Linked DNA regions of Mus musculus: region 2 is linked to region 1. The links are chromatin loops, found by intact Hi-C in ENCODE. Cell type or tissue: left cerebral cortex. All regions are shown on one strand. Links, peaks and the distances in the headings refer to the core of each region. The heading gives the core; the rest is flanking DNA. Region 1 overlaps Fermt1 (fermitin family member 1). Region 2 holds the start of Crls1 (cardiolipin synthase 1).

Region 1 (8,332 bases), core at 121-8,120:
CCGGTAGTACTATGTCCAGTTTTCTGAGGAACCGCCAGACTGATTTCCAGAGTGGTTGTACAAGCCTGCACTCCCACCAACAATGGAGGAGTGTTCCTCTTTCTCCACATCCTCGCCAGCATCTGCTGTCACCTGAATTTTTGATCTTAGCCATTCTGACTGGTGTGAGGTGGAATCTCAGGGTTGTTTTGATTTGCATTTCCCTGATGATTAAGGATGTTGAACATTTTTTCAAGTGCTTCTCTCTGCCATTCGGTATTCCTCAGGTGAGAATTCTTTGTTCAGTTCTGAGCCCCATTTTTTAATGGGGTTATTTGATTTTCTGAAGTCCACCTTCTTGAGTTCTTTATATATGTTGGATATTAGTCCGAAAATGGATATTCTTAACCTCTGAAAAAACAATGGAAATGCACAATGATTTGCTAGGCACGCATTAGAACTGATACCACAAGAGGGCGCAAAGAGCAAAGACATTTTCCATAGAGCCATTTTTGGTGTTGGAGCCCTCGATAGTTCTCAGCCTTGGGCACCATCTCCAGCTGCTTTCTCATCCTTCCTCGTCAGAGTTTAAGTTTATCCTTGGCTTACTTTCCAGGTGGCAATCGAGTTTGACCAAAACGTCTCCATCGCATTCACCTGCCTAAGTGCAGATTGCAAGATTGTCCATGAGTACATTGGTGGCTACATCTTCTTGTCCACCCGATCCAAGGACCAAAACGAAACGCTCGATGAGGACCTCTTCCACAAACTGACTGGCGGTCAGGACTGAAGTGAAGCAGGCCCACTTGGCCTACATGGACTAGGACTTCCTTCCTGAATGGGTAGGGTCTGTGGCTTTCCCTGTGTGTAGCTGCAGAGCAACACAATGTATGCTTACCATCAGATGCCCAGGTCCTGCCTCATCTGAGCGCACTGAACACATCCCTCTCCTTACTGTGCCTCAGGCTGCCAGCAGTAGACTGGGCTCCTGCTTCTTTTCCTATAAAGTGGGTGGAGGGGAGAGAGGGCTGGTACCCTATGGATGCTCTAAGGCCCATCATGGCTCCCCAGCAACATGGCTTTGCAGGCACATGTAAGTGCTAGCCGGCAGCTGACCTGCTTGTATGCCTCACGGTAAGTCAGCAGTGAGCAGAGAGGGGTAATAGGGATGCATAGCAAGTACAAATCTCGCTCCACACACTCTGGTCCTTCCTTTACAAAACTGAGCGTAGCTTACATCTTGCCAAAGTGGCAGAGGGAGTCTTAACACCTTTTTTCTTTGGAGGTCAAAGAGATGAGTGGGAAGGAGCAGGTTACAGGGGTCTTCGGCATCATCGGTTTACTGTGACTGTCACATCTGTTAAGGTGACCACTCACCATCTGGTCTAACCGTTGTTCCTCACAGTATGGCTGACATGAGAAGCTCCACTCCTAGAGAATCCCACAGACACACTGAAGCCCTTCTTAAAGACACAGGTGCTGAAGGGATAAGTGGGAGCCCAGTCTCAGCCAAGATCCAAGACTCAGTCGATTTGGTCCTGGGCTGGGTCTCAAGAAAACAGGCCTGGTTCTCTGTTAACCAAAAGCAACTTCCACAGAGCTGGAAAGATATAGGTCAGCAGTTAAGAGGGCTTGCTGCTCTTACGGAGGACCTCAGCTGAGTTCCAAGTACCTAGCTTTAAGGGATCTGATGTCTTCTTCTGAACTCTGTGAGTACCTGCACACACACACACACACACACACACACACACACACACACACACACACACACACAAACCCTGGCAGGATTCCAAGTCCATTCAGGTCTCCGTTCCAGCCAACCAAGCCAAGTAAGAGAAGGCAGGCAAATCTGTTTCAGAGTCCACCATGTTGAAGTTCTATTTTTAAAGTCATGTCCGGTCTGGGTTATAAAAAAGTGTTCTTACCACTCAGCTGCATTCTGGATGTGGAGTCTGCCTCTATGATCCTTGCCATTTTTCCCTAAACACCTTCAGCTTTGTAAATCACAAGACAATAACAGACTCTTGGGAGCTGTTTTTTGCAGTATCATCCCTGTCCTGCTATAAGCATAAGCCCTTGGCAGCTGCCTGAATGTCATGTTCTGGTTTTTCAGTAGGAGGGAATGAGTGGGTTTTGAGTAAGTGGACTGCAGCCTCAGAGCTAAAGGGAGGTGTTTTCTATTGTCGATACACAGCCTTCTCCTTCCACACGAACTCAGACTGCACAGATAGAGCAAGAGCTTTCCTTGAACCTGGCATGTTTTAGGGTTTTGGATGGAGCCCAGAGACCTTCAAGCCTCAGCTGTTGCTTTGTTTCCCAACAAGGTCACCTGGGAAGGGAGAGTTCTGCAATTCTCAGAAGACTGTCCTGGCCTGAGACCACAGACATGAGCCAGAAGAACCTTCTGGAGGTTTCTTTTAGCCTTTCCAGATACCCACTGAATTCCTGGGGCTCAGTTTTGGTTGGCAATACTTTAAGCATTTGGAAGATCTGGTTCCCATCATCAAGAACTTAATGTGGGGTGTTTTTCCACAGTCAAGTATGTTAAGTGCTGCAGGAACCATGGTGCTGTCCTTTCCTCTGCTGTCCTGGGCTCTGCTGTTTAGGGCCTAGACAGGGTGCAGGATACTCCTGGGTGCACTACACTAGGCTGGGTGGAGTATACACACAGTGTGCATGCCTTTAATCCCAGAACTCAGGAGGCAGATGCAAGCAGACATCTGTGAGTCTGAGGCCAGCCAAGGCTCCATAATTTTTCAAATGAAAAATATTTGCATGCTATAGCCTGGACAGATCTTCCAAATCCTGGTCACAATGACCTCCTTGATTACATGTCACCTTGATTACATGTTGCCCATGAGAATTCAGCTTCCCTAGAATGCCAGACCAGGCCTTCAGGTCAGCCCCTCCTTTGCTTTGTATGGTTGGCTGAGATTTCTGTAAAACTCCTGGAGGAGTTGGCTCCCAACGTTATGCAGTTTTAGGTAGCATTTCTCCCGTGGTTACACAGCTACATCTCAAAGGAATAAATTGGTATAAGAGGAAAAGGCTAAATGCCATTGTTCTAAAGAAAAGTATGGTCCTTTTTTTTTAGGAAGAGGGGGTTAACATTTGGATACAAATGGTCAGGTGACTTGTCCTTGCTGAAATTGTAATTTGTTTGTCACACACATCCCATTCACTTTACTATCTGCCATAGATGCTGAAATCTGCACTGTATTATTTATATGAGTTTAAATTTGATTTTTATATGTGTTTGAATATAGTTCAGTTGTGGCCTATCCTGCCTGCTGTCTTGTTTAAAGGTGACCATTCTCTCTGCTATGTAGGGAGAGCCCACTCAGGCCTGCCATGTGTCTCTGCACACCAAGATTCCAGCTCCTTCTCCAGGCAACTAGAGTGTGCTTGGCCTTGAGTTCTAAGATGTCAACTAAGACCTTTTCTTAATCTTTGCTTTTAGCTCTTCTCTCATTGGTGGGTATCAGATACCCTGTCCTATCCTCACCATGGCCTGTCTTGCCCCTTTCTAGATCTTGAGAAACTACCAGAAAGCAAATAACCATATAACAAGAGAGAAAAGAAGAGTCAAGTTCCCAGCGTTTGATAGCTGAATGCTGAGGGCACCTCTTTATTTCAAGGATAATGATCCCTATGGTTTATAGAAATCTCTCAACATGCAATTCTCACATCAGCCCATAGGGGGCAAAAGAGCTCTTCTACTCATTCTACTGAAGAGCCAAAACTACCCTCAGCTTGTAGGACTGAAAAGCCCTGTGGAAAAGGATCCGAAGCCAAGTTTGTCAACCTTCTCCAGCCCTGCTCAGCCTTGAGGCACTAGCCACCTCCCACTCAGTGAGGTTCAGTGTCCCCAGGTTCAGTGTGACCCAATGGCTTACCATTCCCAGCCACCAAGTCAACATGCCCACATGGGAAACATGCCCGCTTGGGAAACTGGCTGCACCAGAGTTAGATGGGTAAGATAGAGGTAGACCAAAGAAGTCTGGGAGACCGAAGAATACCTCACTAGAAGGTTTTTGTTGCTGTTTTAAATTTGGGTTTTGAATCTAAACAGTGAGGAAACAAGGCGTCTTTCTGTCTGAAAGCTAGTCCTTTCGTCTGCAGACTTAGAAGCCAAGGTGCTATGCAGTAATTATTTCCTGAAGTAATTTAAAAATCATTTTAATTGATCTAAGGATGTATCTCGGTTGGGAGAGTATGTGCCCAGCATGCGTGAAGCACGATTTCAAAGCACATCCATATAATTGTGAACTTAAGTGTACATGGTAAATTCTCAGACTTCTTCGCATAGGAAAACTGTCCTGCTAAGTAAAGAATAGGATCCTGATAATTAAACCAGACCTGAGTCCAGAGTCACAAGGAACCCAATCTTTAATGCCACCAGATTAAAAGATATAGACTCCAGGAATGCTCCCAACATTTGTGATCACATGACATGAAAAAGCAGGCTCTAAGGGTGAGGCAGAGCCCTTTGTGGGGGAGCAGAAGACTTACGGGAAGGGAGGCCCCAAAGCCTATGTGGTATGATTCAAGCAATGCATCCTCCTGAAAGGCCTTGGGGACCCTCCATAGGGCCTGTAACAGGGAAGGCAAGGTGCTGGCAGTGGGGCAACTAGTTTGAAACCTAGCTGGATTGTCCACTGGCCTGTTAGGAGAGAGCAAGGACACTGTTCCTGGCAGCCTGGCATTGTAACTGTCAGATATTCTGGGAACTGGAGATGGCTAGAGTACTAACAGAAGGGGCTAGGTCCCTATGCTGTCACTCAAGTTTCTGCCTGTCCTCAAAGAACCAGGACTGAAAGCCAAGCTAACCTCTGAGAACCACTACTACTTTTTGTTTTTTAAAGTAAAACCAGTGTCTCTTTCCCCCAAAGATACAGACATCAAATGTGAATTTCCTCATTGCTGTTGAAGGCCAGGTGCCATATGTTAAACCCACATTGGTTTCAACCTGAGGCCTGGCTACTCCAAGTGTAGCTACTCCAGAGTCGGCAAGGCTCTGTAAGGCATATGGAAGGAGGCCTGTGCAAATGTCAATCCAACCTTGTAATCTTCAGCTCCTCTGACTATGCCATTTACATTTCATGCTAAAAAGACAGGCTGCTCCATTAGCACAGAGGCCCCAGGGCAAGAGAGATCCCAGGAGGTGAAACAGCTATGCAAAGTTAGGAGGCAGTGGGTGAAACCAGCTGCTACCTTCCCCAAAGGGCAGTTTCAACAATATAGCTCATAGGTTGTGGCAGAGAGAGATTGGTTTTGAGAGAGGCGTGGAATGATGCTGACTGTCACTTGTGCTCCGTGCCTCCCTCAAGCTCTCTCCTCAGTCAGGCATGGACTATAAGCTTCATGGCACAACGTTAGAAATGAAGTGCTGGGGAATGTTTACAGACTCTGTGGCGGGGGGGGGGGGGGGGGGGGGGAGGGGGGGGGTTGGGGGGGGGGATGCTGATTTGTCAAGTCCTAGGATGTAAAGACTCATGCATGCCACAGCTACTGTGACAGTAGTGGGCAGAGGCTTGGAAGGAACGAGATGTGGACATCAGGTGACCCCGCTGAGATAATCCAGCCCCAGCACACAGTGTAATTGTGCATGAAGTCACGAAGCTCATCAAGGTCATGAACGAAGGAAGCAAGGCTTTGAGTCCTGATCTTCTGAACTCAAGTACACTCTTCAGCACTGCCCTTGACTTTTCAGTGTGAATTCAGACTTCTATGCCAGGAATCCTGGATTGTAGTTATTATTCATGATAGCATCCTTTGTGAGGCAGGGAAGTGTAGAGAACAGTTTGGTTTCCCAAAACTCCACCTCCCTCTCTCCTTTCTCTGTTCTTTGTCTCTGTGTCTGTCTGTCCGTCTGCCTGTCTCTCTCCCCTCTCTGTATCCCTCTGTCTTTCTGTCTCTCTGTCTCTGTCTCTCTGTCTCTGTCTCTCTCTCTCTCTCTCTCTCTCTCTCTTACAGAGAAATGCCTCCATAAGATCTACTGTTGTAGGTGGTGCCATCCCTGATATGGTGGTCCCAGGTTCTACAAGAAAGTGGCCTGGGCAAGCCATGAGGGAAAAGCCATTAAACAGCACCCCTCTATGGCCTCTGCATTAGCTCCTGCCTCAAGGTTCCTGCCCTGTTTGTGCTCACATTCTGACTTCCTTCAGTGATGAACAATGATGTGGAAGCAGAAGCCAATTAAAACCCTTTCCTCCTCAAGTTGCTTTCAGTCATGGTGCCTCAACACAGCAACCATAACCCTAACTTGGACAGTCATGTTCTTTGTCACCTGAAAACACTTAGCTCAGACCCAACCACCAACAGGTAATACCCGAGTTGATTTTTCACAGAAGATATTTAAGTGAAATTCATAAGATCATGGAATTTCCCTCTCCAATTACTTTATATTAGATTCCAAATGCCACATTTTCTACTAAACAGCTCTTCAGATGCCAAGTGTCATTGTACTTTTCCAATGGGTCACTCATTTGCAAGTCTGGGTCAGCAGTGGGCTCAAGAGGGAAGATAAGGCTATCAAACCCCAACCAGAGATCTGCAGCAAACACTCAGCCCAAACCTCCCTGCTGCTCACAAGTGGTTGATGCCAAATCACACCAGAGAGCAATGACTCTCCCTGGGGGACCAAGCCTCATTTGGGAAAGCCAAGTGAGATGTTGTCCTGACCTTTTCCTTCCATTGCAGCTGACTCTGGAAGCCATTGCTCTCATCAGGAGAGCAAATGACCAGCAAAGGCTTGGAAAACAGTTGCTAAATAGCTCCTTCCTTGTAACCTGTAGAACAGAGTGTCACAAACACAAAATCACCGAGGCAGGAAATAAACAGGCATGTGGTATAAGGTCATTTTGCAAGTCATACACACCCTACCTCCTATTTGTAGAGGAGAAGAGAGACTGAAGGTGACACATTTGTATTCGGTGTGTTAAAAAGATGCTCTCGTACTGCACATCATAGAGAAGAATTGCGTTGTCCATGATCCTAGCAGCTTAGCACTGTTAATGGCACATGTCTTTTGAGTTAACAGTCATCCCTAGTCCAGATGACCCTGGAAGAGTACAAAGTGGATACCAGCAGACACTAAATTTATTGGACTCATCATTTTGAGAAGTCCCTGAGTCAAAACATCCACAGGAGGAAGGAAAGAAGGCAAGGACAGTAATGAAAGCTAGACATCAAAACTCTCAAAACCCAAGCCAGCCACCTAACCAGAGGGGCAAGCCTGAGCTCCGAGGTGAGCGGACGCCTTTGTCCTCACCTAGTCCCTACAGGCAATCTGCAATGATGATGCAGATTTCTAGATGCTAATCCACTATCTTCTCAGCTCTCTGAATAAAATGCAGCATTAGACTCGATTCCTGTCTCTGCTCTGTGGCATCTGAAGGTGTCAGGCAGCTGTGAGGGCAGGTATTCCGATTTCAATACTCCCACATGACACAGCTGGCTCAGTGGTGAAGATTGCATATTGCTCTTGTAGAGGACCCAAGTTCTGTTCCCAGCACCTACGTTGGATAACTCACCGGTGCGTGTGACTCCAGCCCCAGGGTAACCCAGTGCCTTGCATCTGAGCTCACATGTGCATACCCACATACAGAGACACCTACAAATGCATAATTAAAAATTAGAAGTAAATAAATGTTTTTTCAAAGTGCCACATGGCACAATATATATGGGAGCCTAATAGACCTACCACTAATCATTTTCAACCTGTGGTACAACTCAGGTATTGTAATTCAACCAAATCAACTTTTGCCCCTTGTTGCACTGGGCTTTGCGTGTGGAGGCAAACTCATCACTGAGCCGCATCCCCATCTCAGCCTCCCTGATCTTTTTTTTTTTTTTTTTTTTTCTCCTGCTCTTCAACCCCAGCTGGTCTTAAACTCAAGGTTTTTCTGCCTTAACCTCCTGACTGTCTGGGTAACTGACATGTGACCCGTGTCTAGACTAAGTCAATTTCTTTTAAAGCATACATATATTTTTTTGCTACTGGAAAATTTTTCTCTATTGAGTCGCTACTTGGGGAAATTGTCTCTTCTTCCACCTAAACCTCCTCATATAGGCAATGCTAGACTACAGATCAGTACACAAGCCAGCAATCCACATACTTTCATCTTGTTGCCTCACCACGTACAGCGTACGGCTTGTACTCCCAAAGTCATCCCTTGGTCCAACAAGGCAGCTATGGCTCCAGGTGTGTCACATGGTGTTAACTCTCCTCAAGGACATTTAAATTATTTGCTCTTTAGTCAAAGTAGCCACAGACTCAGCTAGAAGTCAGGGTTATTTTACTGACGAAATGAGGAGAATGAATATTGGGAAATAGATAAGTGACTGCTTC
Region 2 (8,332 bases), core at 50-8,049, 56 kb after region 1:
CTCTGTGAACCACAACAGGAAAAGCAAACGTTTTACTTTAGAAAACGAATTTTCAGCGGGGCGTGGTGGCGCACGCCTTTAATCCCAGCACTTGGGAAGCAGAGGCAGGTGGATTTCTGAGTTCGAGGCCAGCCTGGTCTACAGAGTGAGTTCCAGGACAGCCAGGGCTATACAGAGAAACCCTGTCTCAAAAGCCCCCCCCCCAAAAAAAAAGAAAAAGAAAACGAATTTTCTAGTATCATTAAATAAATACAGAGCAAACTGTTAAAAAGAAAAAAAAAAAAAAAAAAAAACCCAAATAGGATTGAAGACAAAGAAACTGTGCCTCCCACGCACTCCCTGAAAGAGAAGATACTGTTTCCATCTCCACATGCTCACACTGTTCTGAGCTCTAGTGTTTCCTCTGTCCTCCACCTCTCCCAATGGTGTTTGTTTGTAGGCTTGGAATTTTATAAATCATTTCAAATCGTTTGTGAAAAGGTAAATGATAATACAGCCGTATATGATGGTAGTGGTCAGTCAGAAAACGGAACAAAGCCTTCTATTGTAAAATTACTCTCCCAGCTTTATATCACACTCTGACTGGCTGAGTGACCTCAGAGCCCCTCCTTGCGCACATGCTTAGGAAGGAGAAGAAAGCATGTCCAGTCTCACCTCACACCAAGGCCTTCTCTGCACAGTGCTCACAGCTGAGCAGCCCGGGACACACCCTGGCTCCCTGGGACAGGAACAAACGTGCACACCAGGCTACTTCTTCCGCAGCCCACACAGCGTTCCAGCTCTGCTCGCTCTTTACTTACTTCACAGCAAGCACTCAGGCTGCGGCATTTCTAAGGTTTCTCCTTTGGAAAAGTTAAACACCAAGGCTAAAGATTATCTTCTCCTGGAGTTCTCTAAGACCTTAACACGCTCCCTTAAACCTTATCAAGCAGTCCCATGTGGATGCTAAAGGCAAGTCCTTACACAAAGTACCAGATCACACTCATGCTGAGAACATCCTTCCAGAAAATGCTAAGGCGAGGCTACAACGGGAGTTACAGACAGCGTGGGATTTGAAAGGGAGAAAAAAGCAAATATATTCAAAACTTACCAAATCCGTTAGCCCGGCTAAAGCAAAAACACCTAGTGCAACATTAAAGTCTTCTTCAAGAATCAGGTAGCCCAACACGGGGGCCAGGCCAATTCTTGTCATTGACAACAAATTTGGGATTGTCCATGGATTTTCATACTGAAAGACAAAGACAGCACGATTTGAATAAAATGCTATAAATTCATACTTTTAAATATATACCTTATTAACTGACGGGTAAGAAGATAAACTTTAATTCTTGTAAGCACGTATATATAAATATATTCATAGAGAAATTTTAAATGTAAAAGATGAGCATGCCTTATTTACCATATAATCTAGCTTCTAATGACTTCATTAAAGCAAAAGATTTGAAAGATCTTCTAAGTAGCCAAACAGACTAGAATTTTGTCAGAAAACCAAAACAAAACAAAAAGCAAATTATCAAATCCAGGTACTCTCGTCAAAAGCTGCTAAATCCAAGACAGAGATAGATGGAAACGGAGAGTTCTATAAATCTGTCAAAAGCAGCAATGGAGATGTTCAGACTCCTTCTTCTCCCTCAAGTAAAAGCCTGAGGCAGTCTGGGATTTCTGGTTCCTTGAAACTTCCTATGGAGCAAAGCTGTTAGACACGGGCACTACCAGAAGGGCTCCCGGCAACGGCACTGAAAGACATTGCCAAAGAGAAAACTCATGAGCGCATGCCAACTTCTAAGCTAGCAAAGCTGCAACACCCTGTGCCACATGGTACACAAACAACAAGAAAATATCTTTCCCTGGAGCCTGAACTGTTTTCTCCATTAGTCAAGATTCCACCCCCTTGAATGCTATCTTCGAAGAAGCATTTTAGCATCCCTTTTAATCAGTAAGTCAGTAACCAACTTGCTAAACCTTAACCTTTTTAGGAAAAAAAAAAAAAGCAGGCTGGTGAGCTCACTGGGTATGGGTTCTTAGGGCCACGCTGACAACCTCAGTTCCCAGAACACACGTGGAGAGTGAAAAGACAATCCAGGGAAGCCGAGATCATGATGTGTATCAGTAGCAAGTATGTTTGCATGAACCAAAAGGGAAAAGTGGCAGCGCTCACTTCTCAAGATCATCTTTAAACAGCTCATGACCCACCTACCTCATAAGAAAAGGCATTGATACTAAGAACCCGACAGAAAGCGTGTCGGTGTAGAGGAATAATATGGTGGTTGTTGGAGGCAGGTGGAGAATACTGTCACTGAAAATTATAGAACTTCAAATTCTATAGGGACAATGGCCAAATCAGAAGCAATACAACCCTCTAAGCTGGAATCTTCTATTCAAGTAGGACTACGCTATATAGTTGTATGAAAACAAGCTCATTTCACCCAGGTTCAAAGATTAGAAATGTTCCTGAAATTTAGAAAAAGTATCAAGCTGCTGAGACAGCTCGAGATTTGCCCTGACCTTTGTATGTGTAATGAAAAGAGTAAGGCTATTGACCACACTGTGGAACAAAGTCAAATACTGACCCAATATTACAGCAACTCACAAAAGCTGGGAAGAGAGAAAGGTAGCTAGCTCAGGGCTGTGCTAGAAAGCAAAAGCCATCAGACTATGGCGGCACACGCCTTTAACTTGGGCACTCAAGAGGCAGAGGCAGAGGCAGGTGGATCTCAGAGGACAGCCTGGTCTACAGATTAAGTTCCAGGACAGCCAGAACTACACACAGAAACCCTATCTCAAAACTAAAACAAGCAAGCAAAAGCTGAGAATGAAGAGCTCCAAAGTTAGTCTAACACACTGAAAGAGCATGACTAAATAGAAAGCTGCACCCAGCCTCCTCACTTCCCTTGGTAAAGACACAACACAACTACAGCTGGCTACCAGGCCAGTAAGTGAGCCTGTGCCCCACAAAAAAATGTTCACCGGCTGGCATGGTGGTGGTGCAGGCCTTTGACCTCAGCACTCGGGAGGCTGCGGCAGGTGAATCTCATGAGTTCGAGGCCAGCGGATCAAGTTCCAGGACAGCCAGGGCTGTTACACAGAGAAGAGCTGTCTCGAAAAACAAAACCCTACAAAAAGCTCATTAATATCTAGTTATTACATTTGGACATTTGTGAAAGTCGACAAAGCTTAATCTCAAATTACCCAACCAGATAACCTGTGGCATACTCGGCCAACTGTGCTGGGAAGGGCTTCAGCCAGGTTGAGGGCAACTTCAAAGCATCCGGCGGCGTTCAATCTCCAAGAGTTTTAAAGCTAGGCCTGAAGCTGTGACCCCTGCCGGGGTGTGGCCACCTCAGCCCATGCTGTGTAACTGAGGAGAGCAGGGCAGTACAGTGGCCGCTGAAGACCTAACAATTGAAGATGTAATAATTGCATGGACTTGCTAACATGACATCAAAAGCTGGGCCACACTCATGCTCTGGTGTCACCTGCTTGGGAAGTTATCTTACCAGGCAAGGTGAACAAATCCTTCTGTTACGTCAAGAATAGTCTGAAGCTTTCTATAATACAAAGTTGAAAGATCTTTTCATTACAACCTAAGCCAGATAATTATCCTCCGTGATACTGCTAAAGACCAAAGGATGATGTAATCTGCACAAACGGACAGAAGGGCCGTTCTTATGGTTCCGCCGAACTTAACCCTGAAGATTCACTTCAAAAAATTAAAAACAGATTAACTAGACGAGCGATGGTTGTTTTTACCTATGCAACGTGTAGACACACCTCCCAGCAACGGGTGTGCACACAAGGGGATTACAGTGGGTTTCAACTTGGCCAGAGACTGTACCCGGCGGGGGACCCCTGAAGTTCACCAAGATCGAACGCCCTGGCTGCCCGTAACTTCCCAGAACACCGGGTGAGTGTCGCGACAGAGCGCCGAGCCCGTCACCTGCGTCCCGCCGACCCTCCCTCGCACGTACCGAGCTGGCGGCGCTCGCCGGGACCCATCGGGCGCTGGGGGCCTGCGCGGCGGCACCTCCTCCTCCGGCGGCGGGCTCCGGGGCTGCCTTCCCCGCGCCCGAGCAGTGGGTCCGCGGGCCGGCGCCGGGCAGCCGCAAGGCGAACGCGGCCGGCCGCAGCCGCCAGCGCTCAGCCAGGCAGCCGAGGCAGCAGGCCGCGGGCGGCAGCAGGGCCCTGCGGGAGCCGCCCCTGCCGAGCCGCGCCCCCGGAGGCCGGAGGGCCACGCGAAGAGGGCCCCACGCGCCGCGCGCCACGCGCCAAGCCAACATGGCCGTGTGGCCTCCACGGAGTCCAAGAGTCGAGAACTCAGACGCCCCTGGCACCGGCTGCCAGCTTCTCTAGAGAAGTCGAGCGGTGCCGAGGCCGTATGGACAGCTCCATACTAATTTCTACACTCTGGCACTTTCCGCTTATACAGGTGGCCTGAACCGCCAAGGGAGTCAGCTTTCACGACGTTTTCACGACACCCAGCCGCTCTGCTCACCGGCGCCCCCGCGCGGCAGCGGCGAGCACGAACAGCTAAGGCCCGCAGGTTAGGAAGACCTGACTAGTGAGTAGAGCCGCTAGTGCCTGCAGGCTAAGAAGAATGACAGGTAGGGAAGACCAAGAGCGAGTGCCACGTGGCCACAGGAAGCCACTTATATCAGGCCTGCCTGATGCCAAGTGGCCCGCTGGTGTGCATGGCTCTGTATTATCACTGGAGATGTAAAGCATTAGTGTTGGCATCAAAGTAGTTAAGTACCTACTCTGCTTCCTTAGCACTAAATGCATATGAATAGAGCAAAGGGAAATGTCAATAATAGCAATCACTAATTGTTTACTTGGGAAGTGCTTACTGTATGCGTTATAGTGTCATTATTTATCCTCTCAACAACTCTAACATGCCTTCTGTATTTGCCTTTACTTTTACAGGTACAGAAGCCCGTGGACAGGAGAAACCTGCTTATTCTAAGTCTGAATTAGAAACAAATCAGTTCACTGTTATAACCTTACCTAACCTACCATTTTGTTATAGATTTGAGCTTGAACCCAGGGCCTTGAATCCAGGTCGGGCAAGAACCAAACCAGTGAAAGGTCACCACGTGGTGATGTCTTGCAGTCTTTCCACTGTTCTTCAGCCCAGTCTGTGATGGCACACACTCACCTGGAAGTTGTTCGTAAAGCCCACATCACATTTGACGATTGTAGTCTTTTTTTTTTTTTTTTCCAAGACAGGGTTTCTTTGTGTAGCTCTGGCTGTCCTGGAACTCACTCTGTAGACCAGGCTGGCCTCGAACTCAGAAATCCGCCTGCCTCTGCCTCCCGAATGCTGGGATTAAAGGCGTGCACCACCACGCCCGGCTAAGGATTGTAGTCTTAAGGAGCTTTTTATCAAGATCATCTTTATTTTGTTTTGGTTTTTGCGAGAGGCCTAGACTTTTCTTTTTAATTAAAAAAGGAAGAAAGAAAAATGAAGAAAAGGAAAGAAGAGGAAAAGAGAAGAAAAATCTAAGCAGTGGTATGAAACAAAGAGAAAAAGAAGTAAAAAGATAAATCCAGGTGGCCGTGGTGCATGCCTTTAATCCCAGCACTTGGGAGGCAGAGGCTGATAGATATCTGTAAATTCCAGGTCAGCAAGGGCTACACAGAGAAAATCTGTCTCGAAAACAAAAACAAAGTCAGTTTCTGTTCATAATTAGAGTTACATCCCCTTGTATATAGTCTTAGCCTTAGTCATCCCCTTGTATACAGTGGTCTGATCGGCCCATTTTGGGATGGATGGGTCAACTGATGGAGCTGCTTGCAGCTAATCTAACCAGCTGACTTTGATCATATTTATATCAGCTACCACTTGGTTCCTTCAAGTCAGGGTTTAATATTTCTATGGTATTCTATGGCATATTATCCCTCATTTCATTTTCATTTTGCATTTACTATCAGTTAAATATTCGTTGTAAAATACTAGGATTTGCTTTATTTTGGTTACTCAGCGCACACTGCTTTTTGTATGTGTGTAGGTGTGGGGGCAGAGGCTGATGCTGAATGGCTTCATCAGTTCAGGCTGGCCAGGGAGCTTCAGGAAACTGCCTCTCCTCCCTCCACCCAGCGTTAGGGTTACAAATGAAGCATCCTTGGCTTTTTACATGAGGATCTTACTCAGACTTAACCAACTGAGCCATCTCCCCAACTCAGTTTTTGGGTATTTTGGTTTTTTTAGTTATTCATCTCCTGGTTTCCTGGAAGTTAAGTAACTAATTTCTTTTTTTTTTTTTTTTTTTTTTTTTTGGTTTTGGTTTTTGGTTTTTGGTTTTCCAAGACAAGGTTTCTCTGTGTAGCCCTGGCTGTCCTGGAACTCACTCTGTAGACCAGGCTGGCCTCGAACTCAGAAATCCACCTGCCTCTGCCTCCCAAGTGCGCCACCACTGCCCATAAGTAACTAATTTCTAATCAGTGTCTGTTAAATGCTAACGTGCTTATTGGCTATATATACAAAGAATGCTTTGGCTAGAGGTCCAGTTCCATTTGAAGACTCACAAAAACATGATGAATTCTGATTTCATTGGTCCTGCCTCCTTGAAGCAGACCACAGGAAACCCCTCAGCATGGGGGTTTCAGGTCCATGTCTCTGTATGTGCTTTCTCTTCTGAGGCCTGATGAACAGTGCTTCTTGCTGCTGCTCTGATGCAGCAGGCAAGCCATCCCTTTACCTTCTGCAGACACTCTTCCAAGTACAGGGATGGCATCCATGAGGCACAGAGGCAGAACACCTTAAGCACCATGGCAAGAGGCTAGTTTTATTTTACAAACTACTGGAAGCTTTTTTTTTTTCAGTTTTTTTTTTTTTTTAAATCATCAGCAGTCATGCAATTCTATAAATAATACTCCTCAGAAAAGACTTCTTCTTCTTCTTTTTTTTTTTAAGATTTATTTATGTGAGTGCACTGTTACTCTCTTCAGAGACACGAGAAGAGGGCATTGGATCCCATTACAGATGGTTGTGAGTCACCATGTGGTTGCTGGGACTTGAACTCAGGACCTATGGAAGAGCAGTCAGTGCTCTTAACCACTGAGTCATCTCTCTAGCCCCAGAAAAGACTTCTAATTAAGTCAATAAATTTCCACTACTTTCAAATGAGAAGCCAAGTCAGACCCACTGCCCATAATCATAAAGTTAAAAATGAATGAAGAGTTTTTGTGACCTGAACAATTTAGGAGAGCCAAAGTTTAATGTTTTAAGTAAAAGTTCACCTGAACACATACTAATCTGTTTTTGCATTAGCTGAATGCCTGCTAGACATCTGATATACAAAACTAAAAAGCACTACTAAAAATATGATGAGTTAAAAGCATATGCTTATGCTATTTAGATAAAATAATGGAAACAATTTACTCTTCTTACTCTTCTGGATAAATTATGGATAGGCCTTTATTCTGTTATAGGAGTTGTGTCATTTTTCAGAACTTTTATTTTCAGTTTTGTAATTACGATGATTCTGAACTATTTTGAACCACAGGAAGCCCTGATGTGGTAAAGTCTTTCACATAGTTTGAAGTTGGTAAATCTTTGGGCCTTTCTTCAAGAGATAACCTTGGTCATTCAGTGATCCAATGAAGTTTTCAAAATCGGCAACCTAAAAGCAAACATTAAGAGTCAGCACATTCAGTAATCAGCCAAATATGACTTTCACATCCATCTCTACACAGACATATACCCAGCGAGCTTCCTAGGCAAACAAACAAAAACAGTCTATGCTTCATATAGTACTCCACTAAATAAAGAATACTTTGTCTTAATTAAAAGCCCAGCTTAGACTAGCTTTTGAAATTGCATGATCTTACATCTGAACTACTTGCCACATTTAAAGTGCAATTACACTGGTTTTCTCTAGAACTCCAAAGTAGGAGCAGCAGGGACTCATCCAAAGAGAAACCAGAGCCATCACAATGAGTAGCCACAGGGCGCTCCAGACAGAGCCCAAGTGTTCCTAAAAAAAAGTCCCTCATTGGAAATGCCAAAACCTTTGAGAAGAGGTAACAAAGAATCTTAAAGCTAAAGAGTGATTTTGTTCCCAGGCATGGATATGCTTGCCTTTAGTCTTAGCACTTAGGAGTCAGAGGCAGAGAGGCCAGCAGGCAGGCAGAGACAGACAGAGGCAAGCAGAGACAGAGACAGATCTCTGAGTTCATGGCCAGCCTGGTCTAAAGTTTCAGGACAGCCAGGATTGTACACGGAGAAAACAGCTAGAAAAAAAATAAAACAAAACAAGTTGTTTTGTTCTATTAATAAGAACCTCAGTATTTAGGTCATCATACCTGAATGTTTAGTTCTTTAGCAATCTGACGA

Evidence for each region. A loop is a pair of places that touch in the nucleus more often than their neighbours do. Peaks named below come from ENCODE experiments on the same cell type or tissue, not always from the same donor. Only the 100,000 strongest peaks of a DNase experiment are listed, where the experiment ranks them.
Region 2: it touches region 1 in a loop (8-fold over the local background); 25 of 42 quality-filtered maps call a loop at or near these places.

Annotation. Positions count from the first base shown.
Region 1 is chr2:132,899,105-132,907,436 of GRCm38, reverse strand. Fermt1 (fermitin family member 1) reads left to right here. Exons shown (of 15, transcript NM_198029.2): 15 at 596-3,258. The coding sequence ends at 769. Among named protein-coding and RNA genes, the nearest start is that of Lrrn4, 22 kb to the right of the region's middle. In left cerebral cortex, for the core only: CTCF peaks have their summits at 455 (motif pointing right) and 3,674; DNase peaks (open chromatin) are centred at 475, 1,817, 2,096 and 3,687.
Region 2 is chr2:132,842,762-132,851,093 of GRCm38, reverse strand. It overlaps Mcm8 (minichromosome maintenance 8 homologous recombination repair factor), which reads right to left. Exons shown (of 19, transcript NM_001291054.1): 18 at 8,302-8,332; 19 at 6,897-7,619. The coding sequence ends at 7,527. It overlaps Crls1 (cardiolipin synthase 1), which reads right to left and starts at 4,428. Exons shown (of 7, transcript NM_001024385.1): 1 at 3,969-4,428; 2 at 1,091-1,228. The coding sequence starts at 4,277. In left cerebral cortex, for the core only: a CTCF peak has its summit at 4,504; DNase peaks (open chromatin) are centred at 1,732 and 4,476; H3K4me3 peaks cover 1,891 bases; H3K27ac peaks cover 1,079 bases.